2 separate regions of the Mus musculus genome follow, and region 2 is linked to region 1. A link is a loop called in an ENCODE intact Hi-C map of the cell type or tissue named here. Cell type or tissue: left cerebral cortex. All regions are shown on one strand.

Region 1 (8,000 bases):
TTTAAATGACATGTCTTCAAGTCTTTCTTTCTCTTAAGGATCTTATCTCCTTGTTCCTTTGAATCAGAATGGTGCACTGAGAAAGCTTGAGAGGTGGAGGAGGGTAATATATAGAGTTTAATGTTTGGCAAGAGGGAAGAGGGAATTGCTAACTTTGAAAATTCGTGCTGTTTTATCTTTTTTTCCTGTTGACAATGTTTTCTTCCTCTTCCTGGAGCATTTTGCTCAGGGGTAGGAAATTCTTACCACAGAGGTTTTTTGGTTTTTTTTTTTTTTTTCCTTCTTCTCAACTGTAATCTAAGTTTATACTAACTAGTAACATTACACAGAATTTTTCTGGGAAGTTAGACTCTCAGATCTATGACAACTCAAAGGCGGTTATCTGTGACTACAACAACCTAACTCCTCGAAAGTCAAAGAGAATGGAAATTCAGTACTGAGCCTCCCACAGAGGTCTGCGACTGAACGTTCACTGATGTGGCAAAAGGGACTATGTGAATGTAATTAAATTAAGGATCTTCGGATGAACAGACAATGCTCATTGGACAAATTAATCGCAAAGGACCTTGTAAGAGGAAGGCAGAAGGGTCATCATCAGGCGATCAGCTATGGCAATGGAACACAGGTTAGAATGATGTCCGATGGCCGCAGGCTAGAGCGCAGAGACATCTGGGTGCTGGAAAAGGTCGTGTCTCCAGAAGAAGCAAAGGCCTGGCTACGCCTTGATTTTAATCCCATATCATGACGTTCAGACTTTTGACTCCCGGGCAGTGCATTAGTGCTGTGTTTAAGCCTCTCATTTTGGGATTGTTAGGGTAATAATAGAAATAATAGAAAATAATAGAAAAACGCATTTGATGCTCCCAGCATTATGTGTGGGGTTCCAGACTAGATAGTAATCTCACCATGGCATTTTCAAGTAGAAATATTTATTCTGCATTAAAGACTGAGGAAGGGTATACACACTATTATTATTATTATTATTATTATTATTATTATTATTATTATTATATTGGAGAACTTTCCAGAAATTCATTGTGGTTAGGAAATTTACAAGCACGCGGCGAAAATCGATCGATAACCCTCTTCAGTTTTGAATGGAGGTTTAGACACATCCATCTGTCTTGGGCATGTTCAGAGCCTTACTGTACAGTTTATCTGTGAGCAGCAGGAGAAGAGAAAGAGCCAATGGGCTGAAAGTAACCCACTCAGTCAGCTTCCTCTGTCTTTGCTTCACGGTTCTGCACAGGAAATCCATTGCTGTGTCAAGTCCCAGAGAAGTTTCTTCTCTTCCAAGCCAGACTAAAGCACGCGAGTGGAAGGAGTTGGCAGGCAGGACGGGGCTGCTCCCTGCGGATGGGTTAAGAGGTGCGCTACCACGCAGAAGCCAACCCGAGAGAAGAGGGATCCGGGTTATGGTCACTGCTGCTCCCTTACCTCTGAGGAGAAAAAGTACCGAGTGAGCGGCGGAAAACCAGAAAACCGAAATGTTTTGCTTTTGGAGAACTTCTGCCCTAGCAGTGCTCTTAATATGGGGGGTCTTTGTGGCTGGTGAGTCTGAAATTTTTTGGGGGGTGTGGGTGGGGAGAATGACTAAGGGAGGAGAGACCTGTTCTGCGCAGCATTTAAGCCTTGTCCCTTTTCGCTGGGTAACGCAAGCCAATTTCTGTTGTAGAGATAAGGGTTGCTCCAGATATGGGTTACCTTGTCACCTCTACTTTCTGCTTTGTCTGATTTATTTTTGCTTTGTGTTCTATAATGTCCTCCACTGTCGCTTCCTCATCTCCCCTCCCCCTTCAGGACAGGTCAGGATAAATTAAACACATATTCATAGCAATCAAAATGACATGGGGGTCTCTGTATCTTCTTCTTGGGGAAAACCAAAAACCAAAAACCAAACCAACAACCAGCTATCATCTCTGGTCTCCCTCGCCAACAGTGTAAGTTGGGAACGTATCTTTTTTTTTTTTTCCTGACACTTTTCGTGACTGCAGGCTTTACACATACAGTTACACTGGTGTATCTGTGATGTATATTTGCCTTTATCTTGAAGATATGTGGGCTACAGGAGTCACTTTCTGAATCAGGAGGTGCACGCCTCAATGTCTGCAGTTTTGTAGGAGTTCAATAGAATTTGGGGCTACCGTGCGGGTGTCCTGATTTCACTGTAGAAGGGTGGTGGGAGTTCGTGTAGGAGGCTTTTTCATGTTTCACTTTTAGTAGCTGCAGTAGCTACGAGGGAACAACAGACTTAGCTCTGAAATGTATAGTTTAACAATTTAAAGGAGACACGGTATTTCTTTCCTTTCACCAGAATTCCTTTAAAAATCACATTTTGGTCTATCTTCCAGAAAGAGAACATCACATGATAGTCTTACTGGTGAGCACACGTAAGATAACTATGATCCACCACTGCACCCTTCTGCTGAGAATTTTCAGTTATCTGTTCTTTTTGATGTGCATAGCAAGCCATTGAGGTCAGGATGGAAGAAAGCTCCGTTTCACATAGCTAGAACCTAAGCTTAGGGCGGTGAAGTGCTTTGTCCGCAGTACTTATTTCCATAAGCACCACAAAACATTGGAGTGTGCAGTTTACCCGGATTGCTTTTCACTGAGAGGCACCCATTGTAGCACAGCTGAAAACGCTAAGCTAATTATTTGTTTATAATTTGAAGGGGGGGGGAGTGTCCTGAGTCTTTCAGTAGTTGGGCTTCTCTAGAAAGCCTTTAAAGTCTGTGCAGGATCAATTTGACAGGGAAAGCCCAGTCAGGTTGTGTCAGGTTGTGTATTAGTAGATCAGACAAAAAAGCAACAAAATGGAAACATAGCAGAGTTTGAATTTTGAAAGCTGAAAGGTCCTCCCCCCCCCACCCCCCCTCCCCCAGATAGGGGTTCTCTGTATAGCCCTGGCTGTCCTGGAACTCACTTTGTAGACCAGGCTGGCCTTGAACTCAGAAACCCACCTGCCTCTGCCTTCCAAGTGCTGGGATTAAAGGCGTGCATTGGAGACACTACGTTCTCCAAGTCTCTGAAATCCAAGCTGGCATCAGAAAATCATCAAACGTTTAGAATGCCAATCAGTAAATTACTTCTTTATACACATGCTTTGACATGACAAGTTCACCAAGAATGACTTAGGATTGTGAGTTGAAAGCCAGCCAGGGCTGAGACTTTATGGCTTCGCTTAGTGCTGCTGCCGACAGGAGTAGCTCCCTCTGTGTAAGATCCATTCGCACAGGAGAGAGGGCAGGGCATCAGGGTGAGTGATAGATAGAATGCTCTTGTTTTGCCTATTTACTTTTAAATTTTACTTTAAACTTCAAACCCTGTGGTGTTTATTTAATAAAGCACCCGAGGGGAAGTTAACAAGAATCTAATCTTGTGCGTGGCTGAACGACCTCCATGTTCACAGACTGTGGCTTTTCTTTCTCCTTATTTTGTCCCATTGTCTTCAAAGTTCTTATGTTCAAATTATAGTTTCATGTCCTGATTGAGATCACCCCACCTTTTATTGAAGTTGCTGGTTTTGCCAATATGAGTTGCTAACAAGAAAAAGGAACCAACAATCCTCTACTGTTTTCTTCCCTAAAAGAATTTTGACTCATTTTCCTTGCCTTCCACTAGGGGGCAGGTACCAACAGGAGGAGACACACTGAGCCCTATAGAGATTAAATGCCACATCAGAAAAGCAAGGAACAGGCCTCATCGATTTAACCCCTTTCTTCCTTTTTAAAGTTTGTGCTAACTATACATTTGCCAGTTAGCATAACACATAGGTGTGTTTTCCTTTGGACATTAATGTTCAAGATTCTGGCGAATAAGAATACTAAGAGGTGTGTGTGTGTGTGTGTGTGTGTCTCATGTGCAAGAATGCTGACTAAAAGTTCCCAGCAATCTAAATGAGGGAGATGAAAAAAAAAAGAAATCCTTAAGGAACATTGTAAGTCAGAAAATATTGAAGTAAAAAATGTGAGGAATATTAAAACCATAGTGTGTTGAGAATGTTAGTTTTTTTGGGGGGGTGTTTGAGACAGAGTGTTATAGAAGAGTGGGCCCTGACCCACATGTTTTGGCAGACAGATAAAGAAGATAGATAGAGAAGGAAACTGGGAGGCAGGGTGTGTCACCGAACAGAGAGACCCGGAGGTTCTGTGAGACAATGAGATCCAGCTTGCACGAACAATGTGCTAAATAATAATAATAATAATAATAATAATAATAATAATAATATAATAAAGGATGAGGCTGCTTTCTGAGGCTCGTTAACAGGGAGAGAATATGGATATTGTGCAGTTGATGGTGAGGCCGTCTATTAGCTTGTAAGGAGAAGCAATAATCTCAGGCAGTAGTTTTGGAGAATGTGACAGAGGGATCCTGTTGATTGGCAGTCACACTTTGGAAAGCTTGAATTAGGAGTTGAAGTAGTAGAAGGTTCTGTGCTATGGCATTCGTGGCTGCGAAGGGAACTGTAGAGGAAGGACATGAAGGATGGACATGCCTATCCACCCTGGGGAGAACAGAAAGATCTAGAGTTTGCGCACCATATAGAAAGCAGATGTTCCCTCAAAGGCAAGACAGACGGGCAAATGAGAGATGAAGCACTAGAAATGTTTGTCTTCAGTCTGGGGAGCCATAACTATCTCTGTGTAACAGCGAGCAAGTTCTAGGAAGAGATGGGAAAGGAGACAATATCACCTACAGGGACTATGCTTAGCCTTAACTAGAAGGAAAGAAATGTTCTGAGCTTGAGAAATTAGTTGATACAGATCTTAGATTAGGTGAGGCCAGCTCAAAATGGCTAGAACAAGGTGGAATCAATGAAGGTACTCACTGTGATAAACTAACTTCTCAGTATGACCAGGTGAATGTAAGCTGATGTTGCTACCCAACAAAGCCATCCAGTGATCATCTGACTTTCTATTGTGACTGAAGAATTAATCTATGCAGTCGTTAAAATGTTATCAGTGCACAGCGAGCTTTTGTGTCCTCTCCCTTGATTTGCTAGCTCCTGACTGGGTCTAGAGAGCAGGCCGGAGGGTGTCATGTAGCTTTGGACTGAGTGATGCTAATACTCCCTAAGAAGCAGTCAACATCCATCACATTAAGAAACAATAGATATCACAAATACATGAAGTTTTTATGAGAGTTGACTATGATCTACTCATTTCATTCTTCCCCAAGAACTGATGTCATTCATGCGTTGACGCTAAGCAAAGATTTCAAGGTTTTCATACCTAAAATTTAGATGCCTTGCATGTCTGAAAAGCTAGGCTCCATTTGTTCTGAGAACACAATCTTGTGTGTGTTTAGGGGAAGTGCCCTAGAGAAGTGCCAGCACGGAGACACAACTGGCAGTTCTTCCATTTAGGAAGAAGCGATTTTCTTTAAGCATCTCTGCTGCTCTGAACTGTTGATGCTGTGGTCATCAGCACTTAGTGTGGTGTGGAGTCAGACTTAGATTGGGGTTTTGTGTACAGACATTCCTGCATCTCGGTCACCACTGTCATTGGGCACAGTGGGGAGCCGAGTAAGCTGGAGTTTTGAGAGATTTCACTGATCAGAACACTGGTCATTTATATCTCTGCCATATTCAGTTGTTAGGTGGGCGGCCTGGGGAAGGGCTTGATCTTCAGCAAAGAAACCAAACCGTCCTTTGAAGTCTCTGAAAAATGAAGGCTGTCTACTTACTGCTCTCAGTCATAGGAGCAAGGGCTATCCCTGGCGGGGATTCTGGGAGGCACATTCTTGATACATGCTAGAGTTGCTGCCTCCTATGTTCTGCATCCCTTCATGAAATTCTGAGCCTCTATCTGGTATTATTCTCCAAATCAGTTCTATCACTTTAGTTTTTATTTTACTTTTAGCGGTTAAGAAGTTCTCCCAGTTTTCTTTTATATGAAGAGTTAACTATTTATGTCTGAAATATTTATTTTACTTTCATTACCAAAGCATATATTTGCTGGGGATGTGTAGAATTATGGGTTGATATTGATCTCCCCTCCCCTTTAACACCCAAAAAAATCTCTAATGGGGAGTCAGCCGGTCTCTTACATCATTTCTCTGAATTTAATCTCCGATCTTCTAGGCCTGTTTACGACATTTTGTTCATATTGCTGGGGTTTGGCCACATTTAATCTGACTAACTGTGGTATTTTCACCTGTAAGAAATTACTTAACTTCATTAGACATGATTTCCTCACTTATGAAACAAATAGGCATGATAATATTAGGAGATTAAGAATTTTTAGACAGAAAGGACTCAAGACACTTCTGTATTAAATTCTCCCATCTTGTATGTGGAAACTAGCCATGTTCAAGGAACTGCCAATAATGTCGCCTAATCTTTCAGTGGATGAATTAGTTGGAATGGCTCTGTGGGACCAACAATAGAAGGGAAAGAGCTGAGCAAGAGTCTCTCTGTGTATGGAAGGTTTTAGAGGCGATGCACGGGAAAGAAGAGTCACATTTAAGAGAGAAACAAGAACAATTAGAGGCTTGAGATTCCTGTTTAGGAAAAATAAGTCACAGCCAAAATGAGGCTTGGTCATTTGAACGACGAGTAAGCAAGGGAGTGTTTGGCCATGTGTCAGTACTGTGCTTTGTACTGGTGATACTTGATGAAGAAAGATGTAGCAGGGCTGGGGATGTAGTTCAGTGGCAGGGCACTGGTCTACCATGTACAAGGGTTTAAACTAAACCCCAGCACTTCAAAAAGACAGCCATAGACTCCACTTATTTGGAGCTTAGAATCTGGTAGGGAGGATAGATGTTACACAAATTCTCGCAAATAATTAAAGAACATAAAATATGTAGGAAAATTACAGGATGGCATAAAAGTGTAACCGGCAAATCTGATCTTGTCAGGGCATCAGGTGGTGATGACAGAGTAAGGGCTGTGAGAAGAGCTCTCTGGGGCTGGTGGAACAGTCTCCATGATACACACAGAGAGCTCAGGTAGAACGGGGGTGAGGAAGTGTGGAGATTTAGCAGAAATTCTGGAAGGTGGAAAGGATGAGGGGAGAAGATACTGAGGAGAGAGTAGTTTACAAAGGACCTATCTATGGATGGTGATGCATACCTTCAGTCTCTGCATTTAGGCCCGTGAGGGAGGTGGTATGCTCCACCAAGGCTACATAGTTAGAGCCTGTCTCAAACAAGCAAGCAAATAAACAAAACGTTTTTTAAAATAGAGGTGGCTGGGTGGTGGTGCATGCCTTTGATCTTAGCTTGCAGGAGGCAGAGGCATGCAGATTTCTGAGTTCGAGGCCAGCCTGGTCTACTGAGTGAGTTCTAGAATAGCTAGAGCTGTGCTATCTCAAAACAAAAACAAAAACAAAACTAACTAACTAGCTAACTAACTAACTAACTAACTAACTAACATAAAGGAGCCCTGACTTTTGGGAGAATACCCACACCAAGATGCCCAAGGAGAAAGGTAGCTTACAGAGAGGGTATTGGAGTAGGATGGGAAGGAGACAGAGAAGAAACACGTAGGCATTGTGGTGGAGGTGAAGAAAGGGGCTTCAGAAGGAGAAAGTGACCATGTGTGTTGTTAACTTAGAGAGCAACCAGGGAGAGATGCCCCAAAGATTAGTAAATATATTTAGGAGTTGCTCCACACTGGCAGTATGTGTCATCGTCAACTATGTGTGTATACAAAGAGGTTTTGGCAAGGGAAGTTTTTAAAGGTGGAAAGAGAAGGATTACACAGGATGCTTTCAAACTATCATCATTGCCTGTAAGGAATCATGACATGAGTGGGCTCTGTCCATATTTTCCCATAGTTGTTGGGTAATTGTCTTGTTTTCTGTGTAAGGTAGCAGTGACCTTATGTATGGTTTTACAGTTCTTTTTTTTTTCTATTTTTAATTTAATTTAATTTAATTTAATTTTTTTACCACACATAAGCATGATATTCCTGCCCATCATAACCTTCTGACTTTATTTACTTTATTTGATTTTTTAAAAATGAAATAGTTAATACCAATAATTCCATTTTA
Region 2 (8,000 bases), 350 kb after region 1:
GTACTTCAGGGCTGAGGGTCTCCGGAAATGAAGTAAACATTTGCTGGAGGCTCAGTGTTAAATGTGAGTCTTGATGGGCTTGATCTCTACTTGCTGCCTCGTGTTAGTCAGGATCTCAAGAAATAAGGGACTAATACATGAGTGTCTTGAATTCCTGCAGACTCAGGAGACTTGGGGCTCTTAGGGTATAGTAACTCATCTAAAGAAGATAAGATTTATCATTCATATGAAGATTCACTCTACAACACACTCATCATGTTGACCTTATGTTTCTTAACTAAACTGCCTTAAAAATCTCTCCACTATAAAATTGAAATAATGCTAGCAAGGAACCCTTCCTCTACGCAGGGTTGCTGTATACTCATCCATACTGATACCAAGGACCTTCCCCTGTTACACATGCAGATGTAAAATGTTGCCCATAAATTCTTGTGTTTGGATATTTTCAAATGCTACCCTCCTCCGATTAAATTCACTTAGATTTCAACTTGTGCTGAACTTCTTAATTTTTCAGTTGCACTTGAAGTTGCAAGTTTGTCAGTAAGCCAACCTCTTTTAACTTTACGTGTGTGTGTGTGTGTGTGTGTGTGTGTGTGTGTGTGTAGAGATTTATTTACAGGTCTTATGGATGGAGTCATGATCTTTATAAGTTTTGTCTAGAAAACATTTTCCTTAAAGTTATCCACTGCCTCTGAACTTAAATATCCCTACATCATCTTTCATGATAGACACATAATCCCACTTACTAGCTTAAGAGAGACTGATGGTGGCTGGAAAAGGGACAGCCAGTGTTCTTTAATGGTGACTCTTGGTGGGTAGACCACCCTCCAGGGCAGGCCCTACTCCTAAGCGTAGTTGGACAATGCAATTGTATTTAATGGCTTTTAAAAAAAATAATAATAAAAGAACTGGAAGTCGAGTTGGTAGGAGATTGTGGGTGGGGAGGGTAAATCTGGGACAGTTGGCAGGCTGAGAATATGATCAAAATATATTGTATGAAATATTTAAAGAACTAATAAAATATCTTAAAATTTTAAACAGAATAAACAGTTACTCAGAGGCAGGAATAAAATAGCCCTGTGTTGGAATTCTGCCTCTTCTTTCTCTCTTTCTCTCTTACCCTCCCTCCTTCCCTCCCTTCCTCTTTCTCTCTCTCTTTTCTCTCTCTCTTTCTTTCTTTCTTTCTTTCTCACTCAGTTTTCTAATTTGCAAAATGGCAATAATAAGCATTCTTGCTCTTAAAATTATTGTAAAAGTGCAACTTAATACTAAAGGTAACACTGGCCTAGGCCCTAGTACAAAGCAAATGATCCGTACATGCTATTACAGTAGTCCAGTGCAGTTTTCCTCTCCTACAACATACTTTGTTGGTGAGAGAAGCTCAGAAGACCATTCAGAATTGATATCTGGGCTAAGACAAAAAGGGAAAAGAAAAGAGCTCCAAAATGAAAAAAAAAAAATCCTATGGTTAAGCCAGTCCCTAAATGGGAATTTTCCTTAAATTTGCTGACTGGTTGGTGAGACTGCTCAGCTCGGTTTCAACTGACCAGACCCTGAAGCCAGTCTGCTCTTTAGCACTGTACTTTAGGCTATAATTACCGTTCCTGAGACAGAAGCCCCAAACAGTGGGCAAATGCACACTAATTTGGGATGCCAGTTAAATGAAGCAAACACATGCAGAGCTTGTAGGGTCTCACTTCCTGAGAAGCTAACATGACAGAAGAATAATTTGGCCCAAATGGGGGCTTCAGCAGGGTCATGATTCTTGTCACAGGCCCTGGAAGGTTTTTTTTTTTTTTTTTTTTTTTTTAGTGCCTTTGAGCTGGGGCCTTAGGTCCCAGGGCGTGAAGTCCAATCATTCCTTATGGGAAGCAACCTTCTCTGGGTTGTGTCTGTGACAGGGCGTCTCATCCCTCTTCCATCAAAACCTCATTCAGTGGCACATACAGGTAAACAAGTTAAAACAGACCTCACCAAAATAACTCAATGGCTCCATGGAGGCCGGAGAGACTGGCCTGGTTAGACGCTGGCTGGGAGCCAGCTCTGGTCTGGCATTTCTCCTAAGGAAGCAGGGAGATCAGAGATGGAGCTTGTGACCCAGCAGCCGCCACTGTTCTCTTTCCCAGGAGCCTCTGGAACTGTCTCATATGCTCCTTTCCCTCTATCTGTGCCAAAACATTCATCTCCCATCCTCAGGGGAGACTTGTTTTCCTTTCCCTTTGAAGAAAAAACAAGCAGAGGAAGTGAATGTAATGTCACAGCAAGCAATCCTTGGCAAGCCTTAGCAGACAGACATCCATTCAGAGCTTGTATTTCATTAGACTATTATATTCCTTCACTTCCCCCCAAACCACTCTTCCCTCCAAGAGGCCATTTTCTTTGGGGTTAAAAATGCTCACACTCATTCTGAGGCTAGATGGGGCAGAGGGAGCGAAAACATAATCAAAATGGCTGGCTCCGTGATTGTTAATACCTTCTGGTTGCCTGCACCTAAGGCAGAAAGTGACATTCCTTCTCCAGTTTGAGATAATTCCATCCACTAGGAGCCCACTGTATTTATTTCATACTGTACTAGGGACCCTATGAGCACAAATATAGCATCATCATCCTTAAGTCTGGATTTTGGTACCACTACCACCTTAGATTTACTAGTTGTGCAAATTACTTCTTTATGTCTTATCATTCATAAAGTGTGGGAAAACCAGCTTGCTTTCTTGAGCCTTAGTGAAGCACACTTACTATGCAGTGAAAATGAGCTTTAAAACAACATACTGACACACTCAAATAGGTTGTCATGTCTTATCGTGATGGATGATGACCAAGGGAACAGCTGTAAATGAAGACATGATTTCCTCATTCCATGCCATCATGTGGATAATACATTGTTGGGTTTGGGAGTTTAATTTTTTTATACCTCTTTGAAGTAGAAGCTAACATACTTTTTACTCCAGAAATAATAAAAATTTGAGACTTAGTTGAACTGAGTGACATGCACAAAGACATCCAAAAAGTAGTAATGACAAACTTGAGTTCAAGTTTCCATGTATAAGATAAAAGGTCTATTAGTCCACTACGACAGCTATACTAACAATAGAAGCTGGCTTTATCAAAATCCCAGACTTCATAGGGGCAGTTTGCATTGCCACTTATTAATGATAATAAGATAGAGATCAGAACATGCATTTGCCTCTAGAATGACAACCCCCATCTAATGAAAAAAAGGAGATTTCTTTTTCTAGGATCCTCTTTAAGCTTTTTAGTGACTTTCTTACTTTCCTTCTTGTTGCTTCAGTCATGTGCTTAAAATTTGGCAGCCCATTTCTAGCCCTTTCTTGTTTATAGTCTCATTTCCCAGCCCCTGCTGAACTCATGGGGGAGCTCTACAGGGACTTTGGCTCTTCATCATTCTTCTGTCGTCTTGGCATGATTGCTTCCTTTACAGTTTTGACTACTGTACCTTATAACTGAGTGTCACTTTACTCTGAGTGTCCTCATCAGACATGATGACCATGACTCAACATATCATTCAGGCAGACAGAAGGCACAACAGAAAAAGTAAGAGTATGTGGTAACCCAGCTGAACGGCTTTCAGAAACTGTGGAAGAGTTCTATGGGTCAGGGATTTTTATTCTGGGAATGGAAAACCCAACAGTTGATGTTGCTCCGTTTTCTTACACTGGCCTCTAGTGTATGAAGCAGTCATAGCGGCTCTCTGCATCTTTTCCAGGTTCCGATGGAGGAGGAGGTTGCTGGTGATCTCTGCTCCTAATGATGAAGACTGGGCCTATTCACAACAGCTCTCTGCCCTCAACGGTCAGGCATGCAATTTTGGTGAGTAGAAGGCACCTTATTTTGGCTTTCCCATACTGCTTTCTTCCTGGATGATTCTAAAATGGAACATCCAAATATACTCCAATTCAGATGCACATTCCCGGACACATATTCTATTATATTGAATATGAAGTTGCTTTCAAAGTACTGTCTCAGTCAACTATGCATTCTTTCCAAGTGTTTGAAAGTATTTACTGCTTTTTTTAAGAAATTGATTTTTGAAAAACATGTCTTAAGTTAATGAAATTCAAGCAGGATCACTTATCTGATACTTGGATACTGGATACTAATATATTGTAATTCTCCATATATTGATCTTGTTCTAGGAATTAATAAAACAGAATCTTATTTTCTTTATGAAACAGAACATCACTAGGTCACTTCAAATCCTCCTGTCTTATCCTCCTGTGTGCTGGAATTTCTGGCGTGTGTCACTGTGTCTAGTTCTGAACCTTTTAAGGCCAAATCAGAAAGGAGAAAATGTTTCTTGTCTATTTGTTGCAAATCCCTCAATATTTTGAAAAATAACATGTCACCCTATTTGCTAAACATTTTCTGCTCGGCTAACTAAAAGCACTAGTATCATTTTTAACCAGGCCACAGAAATACTTGCATAATCTACAGAACTTATTACTAGGTTCAGTGTGACATGGGGTGACAGTGAGGCCAGTAGTGTTACTATCTCAGCTGACAGTGTGATCTGTGCAGCTGCCGAGGCGAGCAGTTTGAATCATTAGAGGTATGTATGTATGGAAGGGCTGGTTTCCTGTCACTGATTTAAAAATTCATCATTATAACATTCCAAATCAAGACTATTTTGATACTTCGGGTAGGAAGAGTCTGTCTATAATTATGGCACAATTATAAAATTGCACTTGGGAGCTGGAGAGATGGCTCAGTGGTTAAGAGCACTTGACTGCTCTTCCAGAGGGCCTGAGTTCAATTGCTAGCAACCACATGGTGGCTCACAACCATCTGTAATGGGATCTGATGCCCTCTTCTGGTTCATCTGAAGATAGCTACAGTGTACTCATATAAATAAAATAAATTTAAAAAAAAATAGAAAAAAGAAAGTCTGTACTTGAGTTTTGAAGGAAGGGTGTTCATGAGTTTTGTCAAGCATCGGTGGGACCCAATTCTATCATACAGCCCAGTACATCTCAATTATTTCTCAAGTACTTTCCAAATGTAAGATATGAAATAATGCAAAGGAAGGCAGCAAGTAAGCTCTAAATAGTAAGACAATCCAGGGATCCTTCATGTATACTCCGTTTATCATGGCTAATGCTTTACAACTAGCAACATACAATATTTGATTGTGTCAATATTCTGAATTGTATTTAAAACTCTTCAGAGTCATCAATGGTGCTGATTATGAAAGATATACTTAGAGCACTGAAGGTTTAGTCACAGTAGAAATGTAAGTCAAAACAAATCCCACTTTGGTGGCACATATGTGTCATCTCAGCACCAAGAGACTCCAACTAGGGGTTTTTGAGGCCCAGGCCAGCCTGGGCTGTGGAGTGTGACACATGTTAAAGAGACAACGACACCAAATAATTATCATGGTTTGCTATCTTTCTGTAGATACCTTCTCAGGAGCCAGGAGGGGTTGTTTGGTTTTTTAATACTGGTACAGAAAGCCTGTGCCACGCGAGTGTAAGCAAAGTCTTTTGCTATGCGAAGGAAACATGAACAAATCACACTTTCCCGGAGTCATTTTGTTCATGATCCTCAGTTTCTGAAAATATGACTCACTAGTATTTGGAATAGAATGCTTCACCCTTCCGGGAAAAGATAAAGGTAGAAAACCAAACAGAACTGTGTGGAATGTCATTCTGCCTTGATTTTAGCTCCTCCTTAAAGGAGCCCTCCCATATAGAAGCTTTTAACTTTCTCCCTGGGCTAATGATCTTATCATTAGCTCGAAGCTCTCACCCCGACTCTCTTCATCTTGCTGTTTTCTTTCTGAATCACCTCACATGCCTTTCATCTTCAAAAGAATTCCAACAAGCTATCAAGGCATGACCTTCCCTCCTTGGCTGAAACCTTAGCTGCGCTTGCCTGGGGTTCCCCTCTGTATCCTCTGCATGAGTCAGAACCTGTCAGTCCAGGGCAGCACCTCCCTTGTGACTGGCTCTGTACCCATCACTTAGATGGTTTCTGGGGGTTTTCTCTCTGAGGGGAAGAGTTATCCATAAAAGGTATGAAACTTTCAGGTTTAATCTCCCCCCACCTCCACCTCCACCCCCCAAATCCAACACTGTGCTTAAGCCATGGTAGATGTTTAATTTCACTAGTTTCATATTTTGGTATATTACAGCAAGAATCATTTTAAGAGCAAATCTATTTCAGTCCGTCTGCCTCACACACAAAACCACCTGATTCTTGTAAGTCCTAAAATCTGTGACTTCTCTGGTACTTTGCCCCTTCTTAGATTTGGGAACAAAACACCCATGAAAGGAGGTACAGAGACAAAGTTTGGAGCAGTGACGAAAGGATGGACCATCTAGAGACTGCCATATCTGGGGATCCATCCCATAATCAGCCTCCAAATGCTGACACCATTGCATACACTAGCAAGATTTTGCTGAAAGGACCCAGATATAGCTGTGTCTTGTGAGACTATGCGGGGCCTAGCAAACACAGAAGTGGATGCTCACAGTCAGCTATTGGATGGATCACAGGGCCCCCCCCCCCAATGGAGGAGCAAGAGAAAGTACCCAAGGAGCTAAAGGGATCTGCAACCCTATAGGTGGAACAACAATATAAACTAACCAGTAGCCCCCCCCCTCGGAGCTCGTGTCTCTAGCTGCATATGTATCAGAAGATGGCCTAGTCGGCTATCAGTGGAAAGAGAGGCCCATTGGTTGTGCAAACTTAATATGCCAGGGGAATGCCAGGGCCAAGAAGTGGGAGTGGGTGGATGGGGGAGTGGATGGGGGAGGGTGTGGGGGACTTTTGGGATAGCATTGGAAATGTAAATGAAATAAATACCTAATTAAAAAAAGAAATATCAAAGACAGATTATTCTACTTGGTTTATTGTGATCTATATTTCTTTCAGACTTTAAGTGACATGAAATTCATCGGTTGTCAGGTGTATGGGCGGAAAAGACAGTTTCAGATTTTTTTTCCCTCTAATTTTGTAATTTTTTTCCTTTTGTGTTAGGTCTGCGACATATAACCATTCTGAAGCTTTTGGGTGTTGGAGAGGAAGTTGGAGGAGTTTTAGAACTGTTCCCAATTAATGGTAATAGTTACTTATTTTAAAACCTTATTTTTGGCTATATGCATTCAGTGGGTATGCCTTAAGGAACTAGTATGTGAACAGAAGCAAGCTTGTGTGCCCATGTTGTGTATGGGGCAGGGGCTGGACTAAGGACTAATCTTGATCTTGATATGACATCATTCAAACCAACAGTAAAGCCATCCACGTTCATAATCAAAATCATGCTTTTGTTCGATAATGAGTTTTAAGGTTTTCAAAGCATCTTATGCTCTATCATTTAATCTCATGATTGTTTTATGAGGTCTTAACATCTTGATTTCTGTTCACAAGATAAGGAAATGCAATAAAAGGCTCAAAGAAGTTAAATGAAAATGACTTAACAGACTGGAGCTCGCAGAAGGCAGAGCCATCCTTCGTCCACAGACCCTCATTTTGAAATAAATGCCAGTGTGGGAAATACCTGGCTGAGCACCAGAGTAGACCCCCCAGAAAGCCACAGTTCCTCATTTCTTCTTTTCTTTTCACACATACTACTGGTTTAGATCCAGTCATTGGTTTTCAATATAATTGTTTTCACTCTGGACAATAAAACAAGCTTCCATTGTCCACTGAAGGGAAAACTGGAATGTAAAGAAGTAAGCTAATTGGAAACATACCTAAAAATAGAAACATCATTGTTTGTCCCTGACAGATTGCTACAGATGTTGATGTTGCAGGATTAAATTAAGGCATGGGTTCTGTATTTTGTAATATTCTCAAAAGAGATGCCAGAGTTTGTCCATAGTCCCACAGTTTGGCAACAACAACCTTGCACAACCAAACATTTAATTGCTATTTGGACACTCCTAGCAAACAACTGGCTTTTGAACTAAAGAGAACAGGTTTGTGGGTTTTCTGCTCTCTCGGTGATTTCCTCTTGGTTTGTTGTATCTATGAAC

The links. A loop is a pair of places that touch in the nucleus more often than their neighbours do. Peaks named below come from ENCODE experiments on the same cell type or tissue, not always from the same donor. Only the 100,000 strongest peaks of a DNase experiment are listed, where the experiment ranks them.
Region 2: a loop joins it to region 1, with 2.9 times the contacts of the local background. A loop is called at or near these places in 12 of 42 quality-filtered maps.

What each region holds. Positions count from the first base shown.
Region 1 is chr16:44,764,522-44,772,521 of GRCm38, forward strand. Cd200r1 (CD200 receptor 1) reads left to right here and starts at 1,215. Exons shown (of 7, transcript NM_021325.3): 1 at 1,215-1,551. The coding sequence starts at 1,488. In left cerebral cortex, a CTCF peak has its summit at 3,619 (motif pointing right); DNase peaks (open chromatin) are centred at 1,244, 2,149, 2,472, 3,236 and 1 more place; H3K4me3 peaks cover 1,489 bases; H3K27ac peaks cover 452 bases.
Region 2 is chr16:45,119,120-45,127,119 of GRCm38, forward strand. Ccdc80 (coiled-coil domain containing 80) reads left to right here. Exons shown (of 8, transcript NM_026439.3): 6 at 3,728-3,831; 7 at 7,003-7,083. Among named protein-coding and RNA genes, the nearest start is that of Ccdc80, 29 kb to the left of the region's middle. In left cerebral cortex, CTCF peaks have their summits at 3,694 and 4,820 (motif pointing left); DNase peaks (open chromatin) are centred at 2,067 and 3,658.